Linked DNA regions of Homo sapiens: region 2 is linked to region 1. A link is an interaction called in ENCODE POLR2A ChIA-PET data of the cell type or tissue named here. Cell type or tissue: endothelial cell of umbilical vein. All regions are shown on one strand. Links, peaks and the distances in the headings refer to the core of each region. The heading gives the core; the rest is flanking DNA.

What was found. Peaks named below come from ENCODE experiments on the same cell type or tissue, not always from the same donor. Only the 100,000 strongest peaks of a DNase experiment are listed, where the experiment ranks them.
Region 2: POLR2A ChIA-PET joins it to region 1 with 5 read pairs; 2 of 35 experiments call an interaction of 5 or more read pairs at or near these places.

Annotation. Positions count from the first base shown.
Region 1 is chr16:11,629,697-11,637,472 of GRCh38, reverse strand. It overlaps a transcript of LITAF not described here. Among named protein-coding and RNA genes, the nearest start is that of SNN, 35 kb to the left of the region's middle. In endothelial cell of umbilical vein, for the core only: no CTCF peak of the experiment used is centred there; a DNase peak (open chromatin) is centred at 4,602.
Region 2 is chr16:11,018,116-11,025,891 of GRCh38, reverse strand. It overlaps CLEC16A (C-type lectin domain containing 16A), which reads right to left. Exons shown (of 24, transcript NM_015226.3): 12 at 5,567-5,699; 13 at 971-1,071. Among named protein-coding and RNA genes, the nearest start is that of CLEC16A, 77 kb to the right of the region's middle. In endothelial cell of umbilical vein, for the core only: no CTCF peak of the experiment used is centred there; no DNase peak of the experiment used is centred there.

The DNA.
Region 1 (7,776 bases), core at 1,748-6,747:
AGCAGCAGAAACAGACTTGGCTGATGTAAGCAGAAGAAGAATTTACAGAAAGAGGACTGAGTAGTTCTGCCCCAGCACTGAAGATGGGATAGAGAGTGAGCCACCAATGAATGCCCAGAACTGGACCACTCTACTGTGGCTCCATTCCCAGGCTGCAAGCCTGGACCCAAGGCAGCCACACTGACCCAAAGAGATGGGCGTTCCTGCCACCTACTGTGAGGCCCCTTCTCCACTTCTCTGTGGTGCTGGTGATACAGGAGATAGAAAGAAATTATTTAGGCAGACCAGGCGCGGTGGCCTGCGCCTATAATCATAGCACTGTGGGAGGCCGAGGTGGGCGAATCACCTGAGATCAGGAGTTTGAGACCAGCCCGGCCAACATGGTGAAACCCCATCTCTACTAAAAATACAAAAATTAGCTGGGCTCACTTTTACAGATGAGCACGCTGGTGGTGTGCGCCTGTAATCCCAGCTACCCAGGAGGCTGAGGCAGGAGAATCACTGGAACCTGGGAGGCGGAGGCTGCAGTGAGCTGAGATTGTGCCACTGCACTCCAGTCTGGGCAACAAAGCTAGACTCCATCTCAAAAAAAAAAAAAGAAAAATAAATTATTTAGGCAGATAGTAAGGGCAACAGAGTCCTCGGTGGAATTTCACTTTTAATAAAAAGTAGCCTCCACATCATTTCTTTTCTGACAAAGAGCAGCCTGGAAAATCGAGCTGCAGACATAGATAAGCAAGCTGGAAGATTGCACAGGTGAATGCCGGCAGCTGTGCCAATAGGAAAAGGCTACCTGAAGGCCAGGTGTGTTCAACACGGGGGCTCTATTTTCCCTTTTCTTTGTCATCGTGTGTACCGTAAAGGAACAGGCAACATTGGCATTGGCCAGGTAGAGAGCTCATCTGCATAATAAAAGATTAGGGTGGGGCAGCCAGCTTCTTCATGCACTATGCAAAAGGTACACCTAGTCCTAACCAGTTCTTCACGTGCTATGCAAATAGCACACCTGGTCTGACCAATCTTCATGCCCTATGTAAATCAGACTCCGCCTTCTCAAGCTCATCTGTAAAACCTTCTGCATTCCACTGCGGAAGCAGTAACCCATTTTCTCTGGGACCCCTTTCTTCGCAGAGAGCGCTTCTCTTTCTTTCGCCTATTACACTTCTGCTCTTAACTTCAGTCTGGTGTGTCCGCATCCTAGTTTTGCATGGCTGTCAGACAACAAATCTCGGGTATTTACCCCAGACAACGACGCTGCTTCACTAGCACCCATTCCATCTGGAGCAAGCACACCTGATTGCCCCAGCCCGGCTCCGAGGAGGCTGGAGAATTGCAAGCCTTCTAAGGAGGGAAATTTCTCCATGCTTGGGATGGAGCTCAGAGCCTGGGTAGCCCCACACAATGTTCGTGCCCAGTACAGATGGCGGTTCTTCTCACCCCCTTTTACAGATGAGCAGACTGAGCCTTGGGGAGGAAAAATAACCCAGCCTGTGATGACCCTAGTGTTTTGTTCTTCCAGACCCTCCAGCCACATCTCCTGTAAATACCCCGTGTCTTTGTGCTACCCAGAGCCCGAGTCTGGCCCCATGTGCCCGTGTAGGTGTGGAACCCTGCCACCTGCGACACAGGTCTTCGAGGAGTCAAAAAGGTACTGGGAGTGTGGCTCAGAAATGCTCCGTATGTCCCACAGAGGAAAGCTTTTAATCCACATGGTCTGGGCTGAGGCGCCGTTGACAAAAAGGGTCCCTGTGGGGACACTGGCCCAGAGGAAGGGAGACAGGTGGGAGCTGTTGCAGTTTGGGCATTTTTCTTCCCCTTGGTCAGAGAGACAGATATGGGGTCAGAGGCTACTGCGGCCCAGGGTCTCATTTCCTCCTTGAAGTGGGCACTTTGGGGATATCTGCAGTCAGGCGGACAGAAACTGGCCTGTGTGTGAGCTGGTGTATTATAACCCGAGAGGTGACAAAGGAGCCTGTTGAAGGACGTGGAAGGCTTCTTGTCCCCATGGCCACTCCCAGGTGTGTCCTGGACAAAGGTGAGCCAGGGTGGAGGGCATAAGGGAGGGGAGAGGGAGAGGAAGCACTGGAACCATCATGAACCAGTACAGGGGTTGGCTCTGGCTGGAGGGCTGGTTGCAGACATCGCCCCAGCGTTGATTGGTATCTACATGCGTGCATGCGTGTGTGTCTATGCAAGCGTTTGCACAATCACTGTGGGTGCATCTGTCTTTATGCTCTGAATGTGCATTTGTGTATCCGTATAACCACCTAATAGATTCTTTTGCCCACTGCCCAGATAGAGCTGATTTATCATGACAGGGGAATTTGCAAGGGAGAAGGAGTTTAATTCACACAGAGCTGGCTGAATAGGAGACTGGAGTTTTATTTTATTTTATTTTATTTTATTTTATTTTATTTTATTTTATTTTATTTTATTTTTGAGATGGAGTCTCACTGTGATGCCCAGGCTGGAGTGCAATGGCGTGATCTCAGCTCTCTGCAACCTCCGCTTCCCGGGTTCAATCGATTCTCCTGCCTCAGCCTCCCAAATAGCTGGGATTATAGGTGCCCACCAACACGCCCAGCTAGTTTTTGCATTTTTAGTAGAGACGGGGTTTCACCAGGTTAGCCAGGCTGGTCCTGAACTCCTCACCTCAAGTGATCTACCGCCTTGGCCTCCCAAAGTGCTGGGATTACAGATGTGAGCCACCATGCCTGGTAGAGACCAGAGTTTTATGACTCAAGTCAGTCTCCCTGAAAATTCAGAGGCTAGGGTTTTTCAAGGATAGTTCGTCTGGCCAGGGAATGGGTGCTGCTGACTGGTTGGGGATGCAATCATAGGGTTATGGAAAATGGTCCTCATGTGCACTGAGTCCTCAGTGGATCGTCAGAAATGCAAAAACCTGAGAAGACGTTTCAAAAGGCCGATCTTAGATTCTACAATAGTGATGTTATCTGCAGGGGCAATAGGGGAAGTTGCAAATCTTGTGGCCTCTGGAATAATGGCTGGTAATCATGTATGTCTACACCTTAGCAGAATTTAGCTTTCTCTCATTCCTTAGCTTCGTAACCTGGTGGCCTTTTGTTACCTTCACAAAGGCGGTTGAGTTTTGGGGAAGGGAATCATTATCATTAAACTGTACACTAAAAACAAAAGTATCACTTAAACTGTAAACTAAATGTTCCCCAGAGTTAGTTTGGCCCAAGTCCAGGAATGATGAAGAGCAGTTTGGAGGTGAAAGGCAAGATGGGGGTTGGTTAGATCAGGTCTCCTTCACTGTCACAATTTTCTGTTATAATTTTTGCAAAGATGGTCTCACCTGTGTGCATGTGTGTATAAGTGCCCATATGAGTCTCTGCACATGTGTATTCATGTCTGTGTGTCCATTTGCATGTGAGTTGTTGAGGTTCTGTATGTCCCTCTGCATGTGTCTGTGTATTGCTAAGTGGCCTTACACATGTCTGCGTGTGTGATGCCACTAATCACAGCAAACATATATGTGGCACTTCCTATGTTCCAGGGTTTGGGTGCTATCCATGCATCAATTCAGTTAATCCTCACAGCAACCCTTTCAGGTGGGTACTACTGTTACCAGAAAGGGGTCCCGATCCAGACTCCAAGAGAGGGTTCTTGGGTCTCGTGCAAGAAAGAATTCAGGGCAAGTCCGTAAAGTGAAAGCAAGTTTATTAGGAAAGAAAAGGAATAAAGAATGGCCACTCCTTAGACAGAGCAGCCCCATGTGAGGACTGCTGGTCGCCCATTTTTAAGGTTATTTCTTGACTATATGCTGAATGAGGGGTGGATTATTCATGCCTCCCCTTTTTGGACCATCTAGGGTAACTTCCTGACGTTGCCATGACATTTGTAAACTGTCATGGTGCTGGTGGGAGTGTAGCAGTGAGGAAGACCAGAGTTCGCCCTCGTCGCCGTCTTGGTTTTGGTGAGTTTTGGCCGGCGTCTTTACTGCAACCTATTTTATCAGCAAAGTATTTAGATCTGTATCTTGTGTTGACCTTTTATCTCATCCCGTGACTTAGAATGCCTAACAGTCTGGAAATGCAGCCCAGTAGGTTTCAGCCTCATTTTACCCAGCCCCTATTCAAGATGGAGTTGCTCTGGTTCAAACCCCTCTGACACTACTATTTGCAAATGAGGTGAGGGAGGCACAGAGAGGTTGAGTAACTTGCCTGAGGTTGCAGAGCTGAGATTGGAGCCCTGGCTGGCTTGCTCCAAGGCAATACTCAGGCTGGGCCACTTCCCTGTTCAGGTGGCCCTGGGCTGCCCCAGGTCCGTGTGGATGGGTGCACCCCTGGGAATATGTCTACCCATCTTGCCTCCAGCGTGATGTGTCTGGTTCCTGTGTGCACGTGTGTTGGGGGATGCACTTATGTGTATGCAGGGGTGACGGGGCTAGAGAGACCTCCTTTCCCAGGCCCCAAAGTAGGGCCTCCAAGAGGGTATCATGGGTGCAGGATCCCAGGCCGTCCTTTCCTATCTAAGACAGCAAATCTCTGGAGTGGCTGCCAGCTCAGCCCTCCCAGCCCCGGGCCTCAGAGCTGGCCTTTGTTTCCTTCACTAGGAGGCTCAGAGTGGGGTGGGCCTCTGTGGAAATTCCTGTGGAATTCCAGGCATTCGGCAGAAGAAGAAGGACGAGGAGGCGGCACACGGAAAACTCTGACCCGTGCGGGGGCTGAGGGCACCACATAGTCATGTGCATGGGGGCTGGACTCTGCGCTCAGAGCCAGCAGAGCCAGTGGCATTTGCAGAACCGAAAGAAGGGCCTGGGTGGCATCTGCCTTGGGCCTGGGGTCCAGCCATCAGTTCTTCCCCTGGCTCTGGCTCGGTGGGGCTTCCTCCAGATGGGGCCAAGGGATCCCACGTGCCAGGGAGCGCAGGCCAAAGAGCCCACAGGGGCCGGCTGGCAGTGATCTGCTCTGGGCCCGCAGAGTCAGGGGTAGCTGTTAGTTCTGAGCTGGGACCTGCGGGAGCTTCCCTGGGTTGCTTCCTCCTTTGTCAACAGGGTTTCCAGCAGACAGTGGAGCATAGTAGCCCTCTCTGTCCCTCTCCCTGTCTCTGTCCCTCTCCCTGTCTCTGTCATCTCGGTGCCTCCTTCACCTTCTCTCCAGGGTTGAGCCAGTCGTCCTCACCTTTCTCAGTCCATGTGGGGAGGGGCCAGCGGATTGCCTAATCCTGTTCCCCACGGCAGCTGTAGTTACTTGATAATGACCCCTCCCCGAAAGACACGTCCACGACGTAACTCCCAGCACTTGTGAAGGTGACCTGATTTGAAAATAGGTTCTTTGCGAGGCCGGGCGCAGTGGCTCACGCCTGTAATCCCAGCACTTTGGGAGGCCGAGGCGGGTGGATCACGAGGTCAGGAGATCAAGACCATCCTGGTTAACACGGTGAAACCCCGTCTCTACTAAAAAGACAAAAAAATTAGCCGGGCGTGGTGGCGCACACCTGTAATCCCAGCTACTCAGGAGGCTGAGGCAGGAGAATAGCTTGAAGCAGGGAGGCAGAGATTGCAGGGAGGCAGAGATTGCAGTGAGCTGAGATTGTGCTGTTGCACTCCAGCCTGTAGACAGAGCAAGACTCCGTCTCAAAAAAAAAAAAAAAGAAAAGAAAAGAAAATAGGGTCTTTGCAGATGTCATCAAGTTAAGAATCTCGAGATGAGATCATCCTGGATTTAGGGTGGGTTCTAAACCCAATGACGGGTGTCTGTGTAAGCAAGACATGGAGCTTGAAGCCACAGACACCGGAGAGAAGGCGTCCGTGTGGTGACTGGGCACCATGGCTCACGCCTGTAATCCCAGCACTTTGGGAGGTTGAGGAGGGTGAATCCTTTGAGCCCAGGAATTCGCGACCAGACTGGGCAACGTAGTGAAACCCTGTCTCTACCAAAAATATGAAAAACTTAGCCAGCTGTGTGGCATGTGCCTGTAGTCCTGGCTACTTAGAAGGCTGAGGATCACCTAAGCTCGGGAGGTTGTGGCTGTAGTGAGCTATGTTCACGCCACTGCACTCCAGCCTGGGCAACAGAGTGAGACCCTGTCTCAACAACAACAACAAAAAGCCATGTGCAGAGTGTTGCAGCCCCCAGCCCCGGGATGCCTGGAGCCACCAGAAGCTGAAAGAAGCAAGAGAGGACCCTCCCTAGATCCTCCAGGGGGAGGTGGTCCTGATGACATTTTGATTTCAAGCTTTTAGACTCTAGAACAGAGAATACATTGCTGTTTTAAGCGCCTCAGTTTGTGGTGATGTGATAATTGCAGCCACAGGACACCGATAGCTCACTTGTAAGCAGCTTCTCCTGCAGTGCACTTACCCCATGGCGACCTGGTTATTTATTTTCTGCAGCCCTGAGTCCAAATCCCAAGTCCACCACACGCTATGGGCAGGTGACTTTAACCTTGTTAAGCCTCGGTTTCTGCAAATGTAAACAGGGAAAATAATATCAAAAATAAGCAGACAGTGCTTAGATGAGTTGGGTGCAAACAGAAATGACTGCTGTTATCGTGGCTACTGCTATGCATGGGAGGCTACCTCTTGTCCATGCATCAAAGGTAATGGCAGGCCGGGCACCGTGGCCCATGCCTGTGATCTTAGCACTTTGGGAGGCTGAGGCGGGAGGATCATTTTGAGGCCAGGAGTTCAAGACCAGCCTGGCCAACATAGTGAGACCACCCCGACCCCTGTCTCTAGAAAAAAAATAAAATAAAAACATTATCTGGACGTGGTGGTGGGTGCCTGTAGTCCCAGCTATCTAGGAAGCTGAGGTGGGAGGATTGTTTGAGCCCAGGAGTTTGAGGCTGCAGTGAGCTTTGATCTCACCACTGCACTCCAGCCTAGGTGACAGAATGAGACCCTGTCTCACCACCAAAAAAAAAAAAAAAAAAAAGTTGGCCAGGGGCAGGTAGGGGAAGGCACTGCCGCCAGAGAGACCTGAAGCTGTGGAGCAACAGGGACTCCTGTGTGCCTGGAGCAGGCGGGGCACAGGAGGAGGGTTGTGTGGTTTGCAATGAGGCCCAAGAGGTGTCCCCGCCAGAGCAGGGCCTGCGGGAGGCTGGGATTTGTCATCAGGGCTTTAGGACATCATTGGCGAGTTTAAAGCAGTTTCAAAGTAGCACTGTGGCCAAGGCCAGACTGCGGGCACCTCCTGCCAAGTTGCTCCTCAGAGAGGACCCAGCTTTGTGCCCCAAACCAATCGATCAGTCATGCCAGCTGGGGGTACTTTTCCATCCATAGGGGCTGAGGCTAGGAGGGGAAGTTGGGGAAGCCAGGACTCCCAAACACAGAGGTTTGGAGCCCCCCCAACGCCAGGGGTCTGGTTCCTATCTGGACTCCCATGACCTCCGTTCTTCCGGGGTCCTGTGTGCCCGCCTTGCACTTGATGAGAAGGAGCAAAACCTGACCCAGATAGAAGTGCGCTGAGCACCTGTGGGTGCTGGAATGAGTCCAGGAAGGCACCCGAACTCCTTCTCTTCCCTCCCCAACACCTGGCGACTGATGTTAAATCTCCCACCGTAGCAGCCAGGCCTGTGACACTTGGAGATGTTTGCAGAGCCATGATTTGTTGAGCACTTGCCATGCGCCAGGCTGTGGGGGGAAGAGCGCCTACCACATGGCCTTGTTAATCCGTACCGCACTCCATGAGCTGCGCGCCCCTGGAGCTCCACGCTGGAGACTTGAGTCAACCCAGAATCATGATTCGAAACTGGCTGCCTCTGCCTCCGAAGCCCTGGGCCCTCAAGCACTGAGCTCAGCAGTGTCTG
Region 2 (7,776 bases), core at 939-5,938, 610 kb after region 1:
AAAGACACAAGAGAAACCGGTAGCAGGAACTGCCTTTGAAGAGGAGAGCTGGGGTCAAAGGTGGGAAACTTTTTCCCTATATACCCTTCTGCCACTAATCAACTTATTTATCATGATTAATGATTTAAGAACACATAAACTTAGTTATATCATGTATGTTCTAATGCCTCTAGCCATAGGCTGTCTTAGTAAAACCCAACTCTATCTACTCCCCAATAAGCTTATAAAAAACCTACTAAAATATCACTTGATTTTTTTTACTATGCCAAGCCTAGCTCTTGGCAGGGGTTAGAAGGAATATTCCTGAATTCTTCTTTGAAGAGATTCTGATGTGGAGGTTTCAGAACGTGCCCATGTCAAGCCAGGTGGGGCAAACAACAGTAACTATTCCCAGGGGTCGGCAGCAAGGCGGTGAATGAATGAATCCCAACAAAACCTGTCAACCCCATGGGAGTTGGATCCTGGCCAAGTAGCCTTAATAGGGGAAGCCAGAGAACCACACCTTTCTTCAGAAAGGAAACCTATGCTTCCACCAAGTCCACCCAGGGTCTATTTCAGCTCTGAACACAGAATAAGAACACCAAGTGTTATAAATAGCAAAACCAAGATTACAATTTGACTGATTTCAGTTCTGATGTTAGGAAAGAGGTCAGACGCTAAGTCAGTTGTAAATCAAGGGGTCAAAAGAAAACCACAGGGTGAATATAGTCATCCTGGGTTAGGCACTCAAGTCACCTTCCTCCATATTGCCTGAGTAACCAATTCCTGTGGCTTCAGTTGGTAGAAAAACACCTGAGAAATTCTAAAGAAGCTAAAGAGGAGCGGGAGTCAAAACCAAAAAGGACCACCAAAACCAGAAAGGAAATTCTGTACAGAAAGCACCTTTCTTTGTCCTCCATGCAGCAGAGGGGAAGGATGCTATGGGTATGCAGGGCCCAGCAAGGAAGTCAGGCAAGGCAAGGGTGCTTACCTTTATTATGAGACATGGCATAGAGGAGGCAGAGCACGAACAGGGCATGGTAATCATCATCCGGGCTGTCCAGCGCGTGGTACACCATATCCAGGAAGGGTCTGGAAAAGAGGAGGGGCATGTATGAGCCTCACGGTGCACAAGGGTGAACACCTCCCCTCTCTAACCTGCACATGGGGTGCTAGCTGCCTTTGACACAGCTCTTTAGGCCACAACTGTGTGCCTGGTCCAGCACCACGCACTGAGGACACAGACAAATGAGAGACAGGCTCTGCCTGCGGAAGCCGCTATCCAGAGGGGAACCTGACCAAGGAACAGACTGCTTGCTTAGTCACACAACAATCATTCACCAGGTATTCCAGACACAGGGAATCAATTATACAAACTCCCCACACCAAAGCTCCCGTGTCAGCTGGTAGACACAGAACAAACAGACATCAATGCAAAGTGATGTGTGTCACAAGCCAATGAAGAAAACAGGACAGTGTGATGTCACACAAGGCACAAACAACAATCCAAACAAGTTCAAGAACATGAGCCCTAGTGCCAGACTGTCTGGGTTCAAATTCTGATTCTGCCTCTTCTTAGCTTTTTATTCAGCAAACCCTTGGGCAAGTCACATAAAACCTATTTCCCCATCTGTATGGGGTGGAGTCCAACCTTGCAGGATTATTGTGAGGATTCAAGCGCAATGAAGACTGAAAAGCATTTAGCACAGGGTCAGGCACTGTGGACGGTGCCAATGCATGGGAGCTGCTATTTGATTTCTATTTTTAATATACCAAGGGCACTACTTCATGATTTCACTTTGGCAGGGTCCTGACCCAGCAATTTCTCAGGCTGACTTTCTCTGACTGCGAAGAATCGATAGTGAGGTCTCTCACCTCTGATGCTTTGTGGGTGAGATCTGTAGAGAGGCTGCAAAAATCGGAAATGGCACATCCCAAATGCTGCCTTTCCAGGTGAAGGGCCTCACAGAAAAATACTCTTCAACACCAGGAGAATAGAATATGCACAGGTCTGGCCCACAGGCCAGAGGCTCTGATCCTCCCACTGTCTGTGGCTGCCCCCTCTGAATGCCAGGCTGAGGCCAAGAGAACAGAGCACCTTCATGAGTGACCAAGGGCACATTTAATTTCTGGAAGGACACCCAAGCTCCAATGAACATTGGATGCCTACGGGGAGTGAAAGGGGACTGGGGAGAAACAGGGAGTGTTCACTATATAACCTTTGACACAGTTTTGAATTTTTGACTCTATACATGTATCTCTGATACAAAATATTTCATTGAAAAATGCAAAAAAAAAAAGTAGGAAAAATGTACTTGTCATAACATTTCAAACACACACGTGACACACAAAAACTAAAAAAAAAAAATGAAAATCTTAAAGGGGACATTTATGTTCCATCCCCATTTCTCCACAGCCCCAGATGGGGCACCACCTTTCAGATGTGTTAATAGTTTTGCCATGTGTAGATTTGGGTTTTGAAAGCCTCCAGCAATAACACTTCCAGACTTAGGAGTAGGATAACATTTTCTTGTAAATCAGCTGCTTGAAATTTGGATTATATTTTCATTTGGGAATAATATGAATAACCAAATGCCAATAGCTGGGTGGGTACCATCTTTTATGAGATGAAGTATCATAAAACCATTAAGCGTTTTGTTTACGCAGGGTAGAATAAGGTGAAAAGTTTGCTTGGGAGTTGATATTAGATGGAAAAAAAGAATACAAAATTATAGACACAATACGGTCCAAGCTTCTGGGAGAAGGGAGGGTGAAATTCCCAGAAAGTTCACATCGGAAAAAAAAAAAAAAAAACTGGTAAAAAAAATAACCAAAATGGTAGTCCCCCTGATTCTGAATGTTAGCAGTGAAGACTTTTTCCCCCTTTATGCTTTTTAAGATTTTGCATACTTTCATAATTTTAAACTTTTTTTTTTAAGAAAAGAAACGATGTTTCGAAAGCTTTAAGTTTCTTAGGCCTATATATACATATATATATATATATATATATTTTTGAGATGGAATCTCGCTCTGTTGCCCAGGCTGGAGTGCAGTGGTGTGATCTCGGCTCACTGCAAGCTCTGCCTCCCGGGTTCACGCCATTCTCCTGCCTCAGCCTCCTGAGTAGCTGGGACCACAAGCGCTCGCCACCACGCCCAGCTAATTTTTTGTATTTTTAGTAGAGACGGGGTTTCACCGTGTTAGCCAGGATGGTCTCGATCTCCTGACCTCATGATCTGCCCACCTTGGCCTCCCAAAGTGCTGCGATTACAGGCATGAGCCACTGCACCCGGCCTCTTAGGCCTATATTTAACCCCCAGTGCAGACAGAGCCCATAATATATGGGGAATATAAAAACAGTCTGTTTTTTACCTTGCTGTTTCTTGGGGCAAGTGGACCAACGCCAAGATCCAATTCACAGCCTAGAGAACAAACAGCCACCTTCCTTCCCACTCCCTGCCTCAGGAAGGCTGAGGCAGGAGGATTGGAGGATCACTTGAGGCCAGGAGTTCCAGACTAGCCTGAGCAACATAGTAGGATCCTGTCTTTGCAAAAAAAAAAAAAAAAAAAAAAAAGGTAGCCAGACATGGTGACTCTGGCCTGTAGTCCCAACTGCTCAAGTTGGGGGGACAGAGGGCAGTGGCAGTTTCTTACAAGCTGCAACTCGATACCTTGACAAAGGAGAAAGCTGCTCTCCACCTGGGCCAGTCTCTAACCCGGCATTCAGTCTCACAGTCTAGCAGAAATCTGGCCTGGAGGTTCCCAGGACTGCATGCGGCCTAACTCAAGGCAACTGAATCAGCTTCCATTAGAAGCCATGTGCTTCAAGATGCCCAAAGTTAAGAAACAATCTCAATCAACTCTAAGAAAACCCTTCTCTCCACCAAAATTCAGAAAAAAAGAAGTCATCAACCCCAATATTCAAACATAACATTTTGGTCTGTTTTTTTAACCCTTTTTTTGGTGGCGGGAGAAATACATGGGTGTTTCTCTTCCATTAGCAAAGCCACAGTATTACCATACTACGAAAAGTATGTTCTCTGTTTCCATTTATCAAACCCTAAGGAACTGAACACATCATGACAGTATTCACCTAAAAGCAGCAGCAGATATTCTGAGCGAGAGTCTCATTCTGTTGCCCAGGCTGGAGTGCAGTGGTGCAATCATAGTGCATTGCAGCCTTGACCTCTCTGGCTCAAGCAATCTCCCACCTCAGCCTCTCAAGTAGCCGGGACTACAGGCACCTGCCACCATGCCCGGCTAATTTTTTAATATTTTCGTAAAGATGGGGTCTCACTATGTGACTAGGCCAGTCACAAACTCCTGGGTTCAAGTGATCCTCCCCCCTTGGCCTCCCAAAGCGCTAGGATTTCAGGTGTGAACAACCATGCCTGGCCTAATCCTCCATTAAGCAGATACCTCTTCCTTTGCTTAAGCAACATCCCACTACTGGTTATTTGGGGCTCTTCTAATTATTTATAGTCTAAAGAATGCTGTGCCAAGGTTGTCCCCAACCGTCTGTGTTTAGAATTACTTATTTTTCAGAGCTTTGGGAGTTACATTTTTTGCTGTGAAGCAAAATCTAAAAGGTCTTTGTACTCCACTGTTTTTTTATTTAGCAAAAACTAAAAATGGCTCCCTTGCACATCTGATAAAAATTAATCCCATCTGTTAAGTCATTGAAACATTTGCCAAGCAAAGAGACAAATAAGATGTGGAGGAAAAAAATTAGTGGACTTCACATCTTCACTTGAAGTTGGATTACTAAAGAGGATGGGGGGCCGTGTGTATTTCCACCACCCCTCCCTAGGGGCTGAGGAAGTGAATGCCTCGCAGGCTGACAGAGAAATCCTGGTGTGGTGCATTTATGAACAGGAAGGTAGTGCTAATCAGGAGGCTGTTGCAGGGGTCTGTGCAGTGGGGCTGCGAGGTAAGGAAATAACTCTGAAATGAAGCCCTGCTACCAGCTACCAGCATACGCTGGGAGTAGCCTTCCCTCCAATCCCATTGTGGAGGGGCTGGTGCTATGGCAAGGTTCCAGGAAATGTGGGGTCACCCAGGTTTAAGAAGATGTAGCTACAGATGGCCATCGATGAAATGAACAATCAGGCAAAAAGTCAAAGGTGGATGGCAGCACCAACTCATGTGGCCAAGTCAAGAGGGCAGGCCCTATAGATGGGGTATGTGTTTGTGTGTGCAGGGCAGGGAATGAACCAGGCAGGGAGATCCAAGCCCAGCTACTGAGGGGATCCTTCCTTGGAGCAGCAGAGCATTTCTAGGAGCAGCCAATGTGAAGCAACCCATGTCCTTTAGACAGAGCCAAGCTCCAAAGTGCCAGGAGCAGGGCAGGGAGAGAGTTGCGCTATCCTGGCGAATCTCTTTGCAAAGGAGTGAGCATTACAGTGTTGAGTGATGGCTCCGTCTCCATGCTTCTGGGTGGCCAGAGCTGGAGAAGCAGGGAAAGAAAGGGAGGCAGCATGGTCGGGCTGAGGGACAGAAGAGGCTCTGGCCCTAGGGCTCAACCTCCCCACTGAGCCCTCTCCTCTTCCCTGAGAGAGCACTCAGCATCGACCTCTCGGGCAGCTACCTGCTCCATTGCGTGCTCTCAGAGCAGGTGGCGGCGGCGCTTTTCTCCTCGTCCGTGGTGTTCTGCTCCTGCACGGAGGTGCTGGCGGCCAGCTCTGAGAGCTTGCTACGCTCCATGATCACCATCTCGATCTCTGGAAGCCAAAATGGAGACTGGGATGAGTCCAGACAGCTTTTCAGCCCTAGATTTATACACATGCTCATGTTGGAGAATAAATATGCATAAATGACTCCAAACACATCAAGCACATGTCCGACAGCAGCGACCTGAACACCAGAGACACACTGGGGTGGAAATAAGACAGAGGCCAGAGCCTCTCTTTCCATTCATCACAGCAACACCAAGAAACGTGTTCCTGTCTTTGACAACAAAACACAAATTGCAATCATTTATTCTATTTCGAGAGTTTAAAATCGTCTTTTTTACTTTATTGATACCACATTTCCTTCCCAAAGGATTTCAGGCAGCTGAGAAGATATGACATGTGGTTGATAAACATAATCAACCTCACTGACAACATTCTAAAGCTCCTTACATTTTTTTTTTTTTTTTTTTTGAGACAGAGTCTCGCTCTTGTCACCCAGGCTGGAGGGCAGTGGCGCAATCTCAGCTCACTGCTACCTCCGCCTCCAGGGTTCAAGTGATTGTCCTGTCTCAGCCTCCTGAGTAGCTGGGATTACAGGCGCTTGCCACCACACCCAGCTAATTTTTGTATTTTTCGTAGAGACAGAGTTTCGCCATGTTGGCCAGGCTGGTCTCGAATTCCTGACCTCAGGTGATCCACCCACCTCGGCCTCCCAAAGTGTTGGGATTACAGGCGTCAGCCACCATGTCTGGCCTAAAGCTGCTTACATTTTTAATAGAAAGCTCTGATGTGACTGAAGCCTTTTGTTTTCCTTTTTTACTTACAACTTCCAGAAGGCAGAGAGAGATTAGGAACCTCATTTTTTCTCCCCATTAAACAAGGGTAACCTGTAGCAATCAGCTTAAGCATGGTGTGCATTTTTATTTTTCAGAAAAAGTTATGAACCACCAAAGAAAACATCTTGAATTAAAGATGGATGAGGGTTGGGCTTTATGGTGTCCCCATCAGAGTTCTTGGCTGTGCGGGCGTGGACTTTCAAACAGTCAGCCTTTGGAACTCAGAGTTCACATCTTTTTCCCCACCTTCGGGAGACATACAGGGGGTTAAAAGAGATGACAAAATGTGAACCTGCACTTCTGTTTCCAGAGGGATGTGAACACATACCTTGGGCTCAGACACCGCCTCTGCCATGGTCTCCCTCCCCCCGGCTCATGCAGGGACGTCTGCCACCTCTTCTGCCACCCTAATGTATTCTCCACACAAACCCAAGTGATTTTAATGAAATTAGCTCATGTCACTCCTCTGTTCAAAACTCCCAGTGCCTACTCATCACTCTCAAGATGAAATCCAAACACACGGCCTGGCCCCAGTCCACCTCTGACCTTACCTCCTGGCCATCCCTGCCTGGCTGGCTCATGCTGCTCCAGCTGTGCTGGGCTTCTCACTATCTCTTGAACATCCCAAGCTTGTCTCCATTTTTTTTTTTTTTTTTGAGATGGAGTCTCGCTCTGTCGCCCAGGCTGGAGTGCAGTAGCATGATCTCGGCTCACTGCAAGCTCCGCCTCCCAGGTTCACACCATTCTCCTGCCTCAGCCTCCTGAGTAGCTGGGACTACAGGCACCCGCCACCACACCCAGCTAATCTTTTGTATTTTTATTACAGACAGGGTTTCACCGTGTTGGCCAGGATGGTCTCCATCTCCTGACCTCATGATCTGCCTGTCTCGGCCTCCCAAAGTGCTGGGATTACAGGCGTGAGCTACCGCGCCTGGCCCAAGCTTGTTTCTATCCAAGGATCTTTACACAGTAATTTCCTCTGCCTGGAAGGCTCTCACACCAGGTCTCTCCTAGCCAGGTGTGACTGGGGTGCATCATTCAAGGCTCAGTTCACATGTCGCCTCCACGGAGACATCTTCCTGGACGCCCTCTTCACCTGTTTTTTTTTTTTTTTTCTTTTTTGAGACAGGGTCTTGCTCTGACACCCAGCCTAGAGTGCAGTGGTGTGATCATGGCTCACTGTAGCCTTGACCACCTGGGCTCCCGAGTAGCTAGGAACACAGGTACATGCCAGCACACCCGGCTAATTTTTTAGTATTTGTAGAGATGGGGTCTCACTATGTTGCCCA